2 separate regions of the Homo sapiens genome follow, and region 2 is linked to region 1. Evidence: chromatin contacts called from ENCODE Hi-C or POLR2A ChIA-PET data. All regions are on one chromosome and are shown on one strand. Each heading gives the region's core, a stretch centred on a gene start or an enhancer-like site at or near the end of the contact. The rest is flanking DNA. Distances are from core to core; before and after follow the strand shown. Region 1 holds the start of PSMD2 (proteasome 26S subunit ubiquitin receptor, non-ATPase 2). Region 2 holds the start of MAGEF1 (MAGE family member F1).

Evidence for each region. A loop is a pair of places that touch in the nucleus more often than their neighbours do. ChIA-PET counts read pairs that join two places held with the same protein, here RNA polymerase II (POLR2A). Pooled maps may share reads with other maps.
Region 2: a map of CD4-positive, alpha-beta T cell shows a loop between it and region 1 (7-fold over the local background). The contact joins the promoter of MAGEF1 here to the promoter of PSMD2 in region 1. A Hi-C loop is called at or near these places in 1 of 168 maps with a recorded cell type or tissue (CD4-positive, alpha-beta T cell), 4 of 37 single-sample maps with no recorded cell type and 8 of 50 pooled maps. POLR2A ChIA-PET finds 5 or more read pairs at or near these places in 1 of 52 experiments (K562).

Annotation. Positions count from the first base shown.
Region 1 is chr3:184,295,315-184,300,490 of GRCh38, forward strand. PSMD2 (proteasome 26S subunit ubiquitin receptor, non-ATPase 2) reads left to right here and starts at 3,927. Exons shown (of 21, transcript NM_002808.5): 1 at 3,927-4,087; 2 at 4,537-4,593; 3 at 4,966-5,130. The coding sequence starts at 3,953. RefSeq lists a silencer at 3,595-3,934.
Region 2 is chr3:184,710,098-184,715,273 of GRCh38, forward strand. It overlaps MAGEF1 (MAGE family member F1), which reads right to left and starts at 1,967. Exons shown (of 1, transcript NM_022149.5): 1 at 267-1,967. The coding sequence starts at 1,724. The coding sequence ends at 801. LOC107986163 (a long non-coding RNA gene) reads left to right here and starts at 2,146. Exons shown (of 5, transcript NR_160768.1): 1 at 2,146-2,321; 2 at 4,934-5,176. RefSeq lists an enhancer at 1,167-1,226.

The DNA.
Region 1 (5,176 bases), core at 2,677-5,176:
AAGTGAATCCATGGGCTTAGCAAATTCCGGAACCCAAAGAGATAGTAAGTGACTCGTGACATTCAGATGAGATTTATAATGTCAGACAGCATAATGACTGAGGAGACAGGCTTGGCAGATAAAGCCTTACCCTTTCCCTGACACCTAATTTCAGAGGCCAGCTTAGGATTCTGACAGGCTGGCCAGTGGGTTATTAAAACCTCATATTGCAAAAAGGTCAAAGTGTCAAATGATGATGATGATGGCTAGCCTTAATTTACTGGGTCACTATTTTGCTTAAGCTTGTGCTAAACACTTTAAACATACCTTCTCATTAAATGCACACAATGATTTGCAAGGAGGTTCTATCATTGTCTCTATTTTACGAATGGAGAAACTAAGGGAAAAGATCACGTAACTTCCAATGTCAGACAAGACAGATTGCATTAAAGTTAGATTTGGAACTCAGATGCCCTTAATCACTATCAGTTAGTCTTCCAACACGACAGAATTTAGACTGAAACACACACATCTGTCTTCTGGGCAATTTCATCATGCTTCTGAGTGGGACCATCACCAGCAGGTGCATTTCCATGCAACCCAGATTCCCTGGGCAAGGCACATGTGACAACCAGACAGCTTCAGGAAACCTAAGCACACATTGAGCTGAAATCAAGCCAGGGAACACCTGTTTGTTGAACACTCTGCAGGTGCTTGGTTCCAGAGGCAAGCCAAGGTGAACATCAGGTAAGAGATGTAACCTTTACCCTTAGTAGCCCTGTCAGGCTGAGTATGCGTATGTGATATGCTCTGGTGTGTCCAGGCAGAAGGGGAAATAAGGGATGGTGCTCCTCGGTGGACACAGGGAAGCAATTATAGGTAAAGTGCTAGGCCATCCCTTATGCAGTCCCATTGGTAAGTCTAACTAATTCCCATCCACAATAAGCTAACATATGCCAAGAAGTATGATTTCACACCCTTGATAGCACTTTGGAAATGTCCGGGTGGAAGAGAGTCCCTCATAAAAATAAGCACAGTTTTCTGCAGGATTGGAGGTCCTATTTTTTTTTTTTAATTAAAAAAAGCAGGCTGGGCGCAGTGGCTCATGCCTGTAATCCCAGCACTTCGGGAGGCTGAGGTGGGTGGATCACTATGTCAGGAGTTCAAGACCAGCAGGAGAATCGCTTGAACCCGGGAGGCGGAGGTTGCAGTGAGCCGAGATCGTGCCACTACACTCCAGGCTGGGCGACAGTGGGAGACTCCATCTCAAAAAAAAAAAAAAAAAAAAAAAAAAAAAAAAAAAAAGCAGTTTTAGTGGGTCTATCATGATTTACAAATGGAGAAACCTCATGATTTTCCAGTGCCTAGTTCTGGCCTCCAAAGACAGCTCCCAGTGGGTTGTTATTATACACAAAGATGGCCTGAAGATGAATGCAAAGCCATTCATTCATTCATTCATTCCGCATGCATGCATTCTGCAAATATTTATCAAGGCTCACTACAAGCCAGGCGCTAGGCTGGAGGCTAGGAGCATAAAGATGAATAAGACACAGTTCCAGGCCGGGCGCAGTGGCTCATGCCTGTAATTCCAGCACTTTGGGAGGCCAAGGCAGGCAGATAACTTGAGGTCAGGAGTTCAAGACCAGCCTGGCCAACATGGTGAATCCCCGTCTCGACTAAAAATACAAACATTAGCGGGGTGTGGTGGTGCATGCCTGTAGTCCCAGTTACTTGGGAGGCTGAAGCAGGAAAATCACCTGAACCCGGGAGGCAGAGGTTGCAGCAAGCTGAGATCATGCCACTGCACTCCAGCCTGGACGACAGAGCGAGACTCCGTCTGGAAAAAAAAAAAAAAAAGAAGAAGGAAGTCATGGATAAAGAGGAGTTTTAGAAAAAAATCCCTCTACAGATGACTGAAGAAAGCATGAAAATGTATGGACACCGTGAAGCCAGAGATAGAATAGGCAGAACAGTTATGGACTGTTGAATTTTTGTCTGCAGACCAGCGCTGGGGGAGTCATTGGCAATGGCAATGGAAGGTCATGCCTAGAATCCAAGCACTGAGTGGAAAAGAGCAACAGGTATTTAAAATGGATTCAGACCTTTACTTCCGTATCTACACAAACATTTACCCAACATTCACTCTGTGATATGTTGTACTAGGTGTCTTTTTCTTCAATGTGTCAGAACCCATAAAATAAGATTGCTAGAAGACTCCTGAGTGTTCCCACTAGGTGAAAGGGAGAAGAGATACTTCCTTTTTTCTCACCTTACACGCACACACACACACACACAGCTGAAGAAGAAACTCTGGGGTTTGCCTAAAACAGTCAAGGGCTTTGAAGACTGAAAGACTGAGCTTTAAATTTTGATTCCGCCGGGCGCGGTGGCTCACGCTTGTAATCCCAGAACTTTGGGAGGCCGAGGCGGGCGGATCACCTGAGGTCGGGAGTTGGAGACCAGCCTGACCAACATGGAGAAACCCCGTCTCTACTAAAAATACAAAAATTAGCCGGGCGTGGTGGCACAAAAATTCAACAGTCCATAACTGTTCTGCCTATTCTATCTCTGGCTTCACGGTGTCCATACATTTTCATGCTTTCTTCAGTCATCTGTAGAGGGATTTTTTTCTAAAACTCCTCTTTATCCAGCTACTCGGGAGGCTGAGGCAGGAGAATCACTTGCACCCGGGAGGCGAAGGTTGTGGTGAGCCGAGATTGCGCCATTGCACTCCAGCCTGGGCAACAGGAGAGAAACACTATCTCAAAACAAATAAATAAAATAAAAAATAAATCCTCATTTTACTACTTGATATGATCTTCTCTGTAAAATGGACCTAACCCTACCAATCTCAAAAGATTGTAAGAAGTGCATGGAATCACTCGAAAGCAGTCCTGACATAAGCGCGTCAGTCACACGCCTCTAAGGCTTCACAGGGAAAGACGAGAAGATAGAGGACGAAGACCTTGTCTTGTTCTGCTTTTAGCTCCAGAACTTGGCGGGGAGCACAGGGCTTTATTGATCGATGTCAACTCCACCTGGCTCCCCAAAGTATTTAAAATGGTAGCCACGGGAATAGCAGAGTACTCTCTTTCAACTGGGGAGGAATATCAAATGAGGTTAATAGGCCGGGCGCGGTGGTTCACACCTGTAATTACAGCTCTTTGGGAGGCTGAGGCGGGCAGATCACTTGAGGTCAGGAGTTCGAGACCAGCCTGGCCAACATAGTGAAACCCCCGTCTCTACTAAAAAATACAAAAATTAGCTGGGCGTGGTGGCGGGCGCCTGTAATCCCAGCTACTCGGGAGGTTGAGGCACGAGAATCACTTGAACCTGGTAGGCGGAGTTTGCAGTGAGCCGAGATCGCGCCACTGCACTCCAGCCTGGGCGAGAGAGCGAGCCTCCTTCTCAAAAGCAACAACAACAACAAAACCAAATGAGGTTAATATTCCACAGTGGTGTGGGGCTAGACACAGTTACACAGACTTTATACAGGCGGCAATCAAGCGTCCTGGACGTCAAGAAATCTAGTTTGTCTGTCGCGCCACGCAGTCAACTGGAGTGTCACTGTGGGTTCTATTTACACCGTTATGAGAAAAACCTGTGGCGGAGTAAAACTCGGTAACTCCGCTCGCAGACCGCCCATCTACAGCAGTGAGCGAACCCAAACCCCACACGGCCAAGTCCCGCGGGTTTCAGGAAACTCCGAAGAGGTCGGGGGCCAGGGGCGACTATGGCGCGGGGGAGGCTGGGAATTGTAGTCTCCACCTGCCTCCGAGGGCGGGGTCCGAGGGCGGGGCTCTCAGGCCGAGGGGGTGGGTGGGTCGCCGAGCGCCCCGGCTCGCCCCGGCGTTTCCGGTCGCAGGCGGGCTCTGGAGGAGGAGGGGCGCCGCGACCGACGCGCGCGAGTTGGTCTGGGAAAAAGGGCGGTGCGAGCGGGTGCGCGCGCAGCGGGCCGGCAGTGGCGGCGGAGATGGAGGAGGGAGGCCGGGACAAGGCGCCGGTGCAGCCCCAGCAGTCTCCAGCGGCGGCCCCCGGCGGCACGGACGAGAAGCCGAGCGGCAAGGAGCGGCGGGATGCCGGGGACAAGGACAAAGAACAGGAGCTGGTGAGGCGCGACCCCGAGAGTCGGCGAAGGAGGCTGCGGGGCTGAGTCACGGCGGCTCCGCAGGCCTCAGGCCCGACACCCAACTACCCCACCGCGCCAGGGAGAGGGCGGTTGGGGCGACCCTCGGGACTCCCGGCACCTTGCCTCTCTGCTCCTCATTCTCCGTTCCGCGCTGTCACCTCCGCCGTCCCCACCAACCCTCACCACCGCCGCGTGAAGTGGACTCGGGCAGGTCATTGTCACCTCCGTTTCCTAGAGTGGCATTCAAGTAGAGCCTGATTCAGAACCCAGGCTGATTTCTCACCAGGGCTTCCCATTCCCACTCGGTTTCCTTGTCCACCTGGCCCCTCCTAAGGAGGCAGGCTTATTCTTCACCTGCCCCGGGTAAGTGGGAGGAGGACGTCTTTGGGATTCCTTCTCTTCATGAGCTGCTTCTCCCAACCCTCCAGTCTGAAGAGGATAAACAGCTTCAAGATGAACTGGAGATGCTCGTGGAACGACTAGGGGTGAGTCACGATGTTAACATGATTCGGTGCATGTTTGGATCTTTCCCACTTGTTTTATTCTTTTTTGAGGCAACTGCTATGTACGGTGGACTGTATTTTAGGGTCAGTGTTATGATGATGTTGGGAGGCAGGAGAGTTACAAAGGGTATTTGTACAGTTTTGCAGCTTTCTCTTGTGGGAGAAGCAGAGTTCTTACCTCTTAACTTGGGTCATTTGTTTTTGTGCCAGGCAGGGTGCAGGGAGTTGAGGAATCACAGATGAATGAATAAGACACAGCATTTCCTTGGAGGAGTTGTTAAGTTAAATATCTCTGTATTATGACTTGAAGGGGTGTGACTCCTTTTTGTCTGAGCCCTGTCGTCTCTTGATCAGGAGAAGGATACATCCCTGTATCGACCAGCGCTGGAGGAATTGCGAAGGCAGATTCGTTCTTCTACAACTTCCATGACTTCAGTGCCCAAGCCTCTCAAATTTCTGCGTCCACACTATGGCAAACTGAAGGAAATCTATGAGAACATGGCCCCTGGGGAGAATAAGGTAAAACTGTTTCAAACCTGGTGGAGGCCTAGTTTAGGAATTCCTT
Region 2 (5,176 bases), core at 717-3,216, 410 kb after region 1:
AACAGGGTTTCACCATGTTGGCCAGGCTGGTCTTGAACTCCTGACTCCGGTGATCAGTCCGCCTCGGCCTCCCAAAGTGCTGGGATTACAGCAAACCTCACTCAATCATCCCAGCTGGGTTAAGTATCCCTTTGTAGACTTCAACTCATTGCACTGCTAATTTCTTGTTTATTTACTTACTCTTCAATTCTGAAAAAAAGTAGGACCTTTATCTTGTTTAGTATTCTATCCCCAAGTGCCCACACAGTGCATCACAGAAAACAAGATGCTCCACAAATGTTTAATTTATTAAGTGTGCCAGGGTATACTGCTAACTCATTGCATTTTAATTTTTCTCTAGATACTCAAATAGCTAAGCAAATGAAGGTACATGCCAGTCTTTCTTCTTTTATACACAACAGACAAAAGTGTTGGGGGGCTAGACACCAACCAGCTATTTTTTTCCCCTGGAACCAGATCATCATACTGCTGAGTTCCTTCAAACCATCAAAGTACAGCCTTCCTTCCAATGTTGCATAATCTGTTCAAAATCACAGTATAAATACAAAGTTCTTCCATCCATTTTACAAAACCAGCAAAACTCTACAATAAAATCCTACAGGAAAAAGTAGACCAATCTCATTTACAAACAGCATTTTAACAGTAATTATTAAATGTTACAAAACATAAGATACAAAATCTAAATCCTTAAAGTCACACGATTTCTACAGAAATAAGACCCTCGCCCCACCCATATTACTTATGACTCAGGACAGTAGTTCGTCCTCACGGGGACCCACTGGCCAACTTTTCACCAACCCTCACCAGAGGTGGATGCCGGCCCTAGCACTGGCCCTGGCCCTCATACTGGCTTCAGCTCTGGCCTTGGCTCTGGCCCTGTCGGCCTCGTCTGCTAGGGCCTCACGGTACTGCACTGGCCAGTGCTGCGGTTCCTTCTTATGCAGTTTGGCCACGAACCCCAGGACTTCCATCTTGCTGATTTCCAGGTTGCTTCGGGGACCCCAAGAGAATTCATATTCTGGTGGATTGGTGTGAGGCACCCGCCTGTAACTGAGATATCGCTGCTGCACAAAATCTTCCATAATAAGCCTCTTCGGATACCCAAAGAGGAAATGATACTTTGAGGGTTGCACCCCCAACCGACGCAGCATCTCCCAGACCTGGGCCTCCCTGGCGCTATTACCTCTCATATAGATAAGGCCCAGGATCATCATTAACAGACCCAATCTGGGGCCATCTCCTCCCAGATCCTCCTCCTCCTCCTCCTCCAGAGGTTTTAGTTTGTTGATCAGGATGTAAGTGTGGTGCTTGCGGTCAAACTGTTTCAGCTCAAAACCAAAGACATACCGCAGATGCTCTGCGGCCCTTGCGATGATGTCCGGGAACAGAATCTTCAAGTCTCCAATAACGTATTTCACCATCTCCGAGCGTGTGATGGGACTCTTCTTCTTGTCTTTCACCAGGAGGAACTGCACCAACTCCGCCACCGTCCGATTCAGCCGGCGGTAGGCCCTGCGCCTTGCCAAGGCTTTGGCCGCCAAGGCCCTCGCGCCTTTCCGGGTGAGGGCGGGCTCCGCAGCCCCCTCCTCCCTCCCGGCGCCAAGCTCCTCCTTGGGGCGCTCCTGCGAGGCGGTCGGGGCCCGGGTCTCACCATCATGGCCGCCATCCTTCTCCCCCTCGGCCTGCGGGACCGGGAGCCCCCTGCTCTCTGGTGTCTGCAACATGTTTTCGGGCAGGCAGGTGCAGAGCGCGTACACGGGCCGAGGGGTGTGGGAGCCGCCGCGCAAGCCCCGGGGGAGGGGTTGGACAGCGGCAGTGACGGCGGGAGTACAAGGAGCAATGGCAGCGGGAGCTTTGTGGCTGCTGGGCCGCACCGCACGGGAGTCAAACCTGCGGCCGCAACGCCGCCAGCAGCCGGAACCTGCGGCGCGCAGCCTCAGTCCGCGCCCGCGCGAGGGGCCACTTCCGGCCACCTCAGCCAGGACGGCGACCCTAGTGCCGCGCGCAGCCCCTCCTTTTCCGGTCCCTTCTGGGTTGGGGGTGTGCCCAGGCTGCTATAAGTGGAAATGCCCTGGAGGGTGGGGACGGGGGTGCGCCCTGTGACGGATTTTAGGCTTGAAAAGTCGGGGGCGGGGGAATGTAACCAGGACTCTCCCATCCAAGGCATGCAGACTGGGGAATGTTTCGGTGTACAAGAGATGAAATAGGGATGGAGTGCCCCCCACGTTCTTTCTGCAAGTGCCTATTTGTGAGTGTGTGTATCTGGGATTTTCAGTGCTTTACCGGGGCTCTTGTGCAGAGTGCACGGTGAAGGCTGCGAGGTAAGACTGTGCGAACCAATTAGTAAAGGATGCTAGGGAGACTGAAATTTATTCTGGACGTAAAGAGAAAATACTGCAGCGGGATTTAAGCAAGTGAGTGTCCAGACCAGATCTGTGTCTTCGGTTCTGGCGGTATTGTGGAAGATAGATTGGAGTTCGGCCGGCTAAAAGCTAGAATCCAGTTTGGAGGATTATTATAGTGCAAACTAGGAACTGGGACCCGGCCTATTTACTGGGTTGTATCCTCGGTGCCTAGAGCAGTGCCTGACACGGAGAGGAACTCAATAAATATTCAATGGATCATTATGATGAGGGAGTAAGGACAGCAGATTCCATGGGGATAAGAGGAAAATACTGAGAAGTACAGCAGGAATAGGGACTGGTTGGAAGAAAGGGGAAGTTTGTTCTTTTTTTTTTTTTTTTTTGCGCAAGTCAAATTTGACTACTCCCATGTATTTCTTTTCTTTTTCTCTTTTTACACACTCTGAGCTTTCTTCTGCTTCTTGCTCCTTCCTTCCTTCTTTCCTTCCCTCCTTCCTTCCTTCCTCCCTCCCTTCCCTCCTTCCCTTCCTGCCTTCCTTCCTTCCTTCTTTCCTTCCTTCCTTCCTTCCTTCTTTCCTTCCTTCCTTCCTTCCTTCTTCCCTCCCTCCCTCCCTTCCTTCCCTGTCAGAAATGCCCTCTCTATCACCTCCATTTCTCCAAATCCTGTCCACTATTCAGGGCCCAGTTTAAACATCACCTTCCCAAGCCTTCCTTAGTCACCACGCATAGAAGTTATTTACTGTCATCTCTGAATCACCTTAGCAATTGTTAACATCCACATATATAGGCTTTATTAGGTGCCAGGCTCCGTTCTAATCACTTTTCAAATATTAATTCATCAGATTCTCACTAATGTAGGTACTAATACCATCATCCCCATTTTATAGATGATTGTATCTTTTCTGTGACACAGTTTGCTACTTACTAGCTATGTAATCTTGGGCAAGTTACCTAAACTTCTGCCCTTCTGTTACCTTATCAGTAAAATGAGTATAATAGTAGTAACAGCATTGTGGAGATTATGTGAAGTAATGCACATAAGCATTTAACACAGTGCTTGGCACATATTGATATTCAATACATGTTAGCTGTTAATTAATGCATATTTTTATATGCAATATACAATATTAGAATTGCAAGATGAACTGTCCTGGAATGCCTAGCACTCTGTGGAGATGCGGAGGAGGTGTCCTGGGACATAGCACTGAACCGGGTCAGTACTCACCCATTCTGTGACCTTGTACAGGATGCTCAAACACCCTGGGCCACTTTTTTCTGATACTGTAGCCCTGCTAGGTAAGTGGTATTAGCCCCATTTTCCAGGTGAGGTTACACACAAGGAGGTTAAGTAACTTGCCCAACATCACACAGCTGGGATGTGAACCCATATAGTATGACTCCAGAGACTGTGCTCTTAACCACTACATTCATAGATGTTAATTATTATTATTATCATTTACTATATTTTGTATTATAATTTGTTGTGCTTATCTTATTACCCTCCCCAAACCAAACATCCTAAAAGCTAGGGCTATGTTTTTAACTCTTTTGAAGAGCTTCTCTTAGTCAATACTCGATATATAATTGCCAATGAATAAATGACAGAAGGCTTTACTTTTTTCCCTAGGAAATAACAGTTACTTATTTTAAGTAAATATCTGATAGACTTTTCTAAATCTAAATATGAAATCTTCCTTTTAAAAACTTTTGAAAATTTATACCCACTTGTATCATATGACTTACAAACCTGGAAGTATGTGAATGAAGCAGGAGAGGATGTTTATTATAGCCTAGCTTGAGGCTATTATTAGTTTTCATTGTGCCAAACATTCTATGTACAATATAATTTTGTCCTCACAAATCCCTATTAAGAAGGTATTATTATCCACATTTACAAATGGGAAAACAGTCACAGAGAGGTTAAATCACCTGCCCTGAACCACCCATCTGTTAAGTGCTAGACAAGAAATGAAAACCCAGATCTGTAAACTCTGAAGCAAGACTGCCTGGTTATCTGTTTTTCCTGAAGGTAGAGAGAGCCACCCATACCTAAAAGGACAGTGCTAGAGATAAAATAGTCCACTTACATATTTTCCTCACTACAAGGATTGCCAGGGAGATATGCAGGAGATACATGCACGGAAAGGAGCATGCAGAAGATATATTAAATGAAAAGAATTTTGAGGGACAAATCTGTGGTAATAGGGCTGGATTTTAAGAACTGAATAAATGACGATACTACTCATAAGAAGGAACAAACTACTGACACAATGTGAATGAGTCTGGCAGATATGTTGAGTGACAGATGAAAGATACAAAAGATTATACGTATAATATGATTCCATTTATCTGATGTTCGAGGCAGGATAAGCTAATCTATGGTGATAGAAATTAGGACAGTGGAGGCCTGGGGTGGTGTTGACTGGAAAGGGGTATCCAGGAACTTTCAGTGGTGATGGCAACGTTCTGTGTCTTGATTTGGATGTAGGTATACATTTGTCAAAACTTGTGAAACTGTACGCTTAATAGCTATGCATTTCTTTTCTTTTCTTTTCTTTTCTTTGCGACAGGGTCTCACTCTGTTACCCAGGCTGGAGTGGTGCAATGGCACAATCTCAGCTCACTGCAACCCCTGCCACTGCAACCCTTGCCTCCAGGTTCAAGTGCTTCTCTTGCCTCAGCCTTCCAAGTAGCTGGGATTACAGGCACCTGCCACCACACCTGGCTGATTTTTGTATTTTTAACAGAGACGGGGTTTCACCATGTTGGCCAAGCTGGTCTCAAACTCCTGACCTCAAGTGATCTGCCTGCCT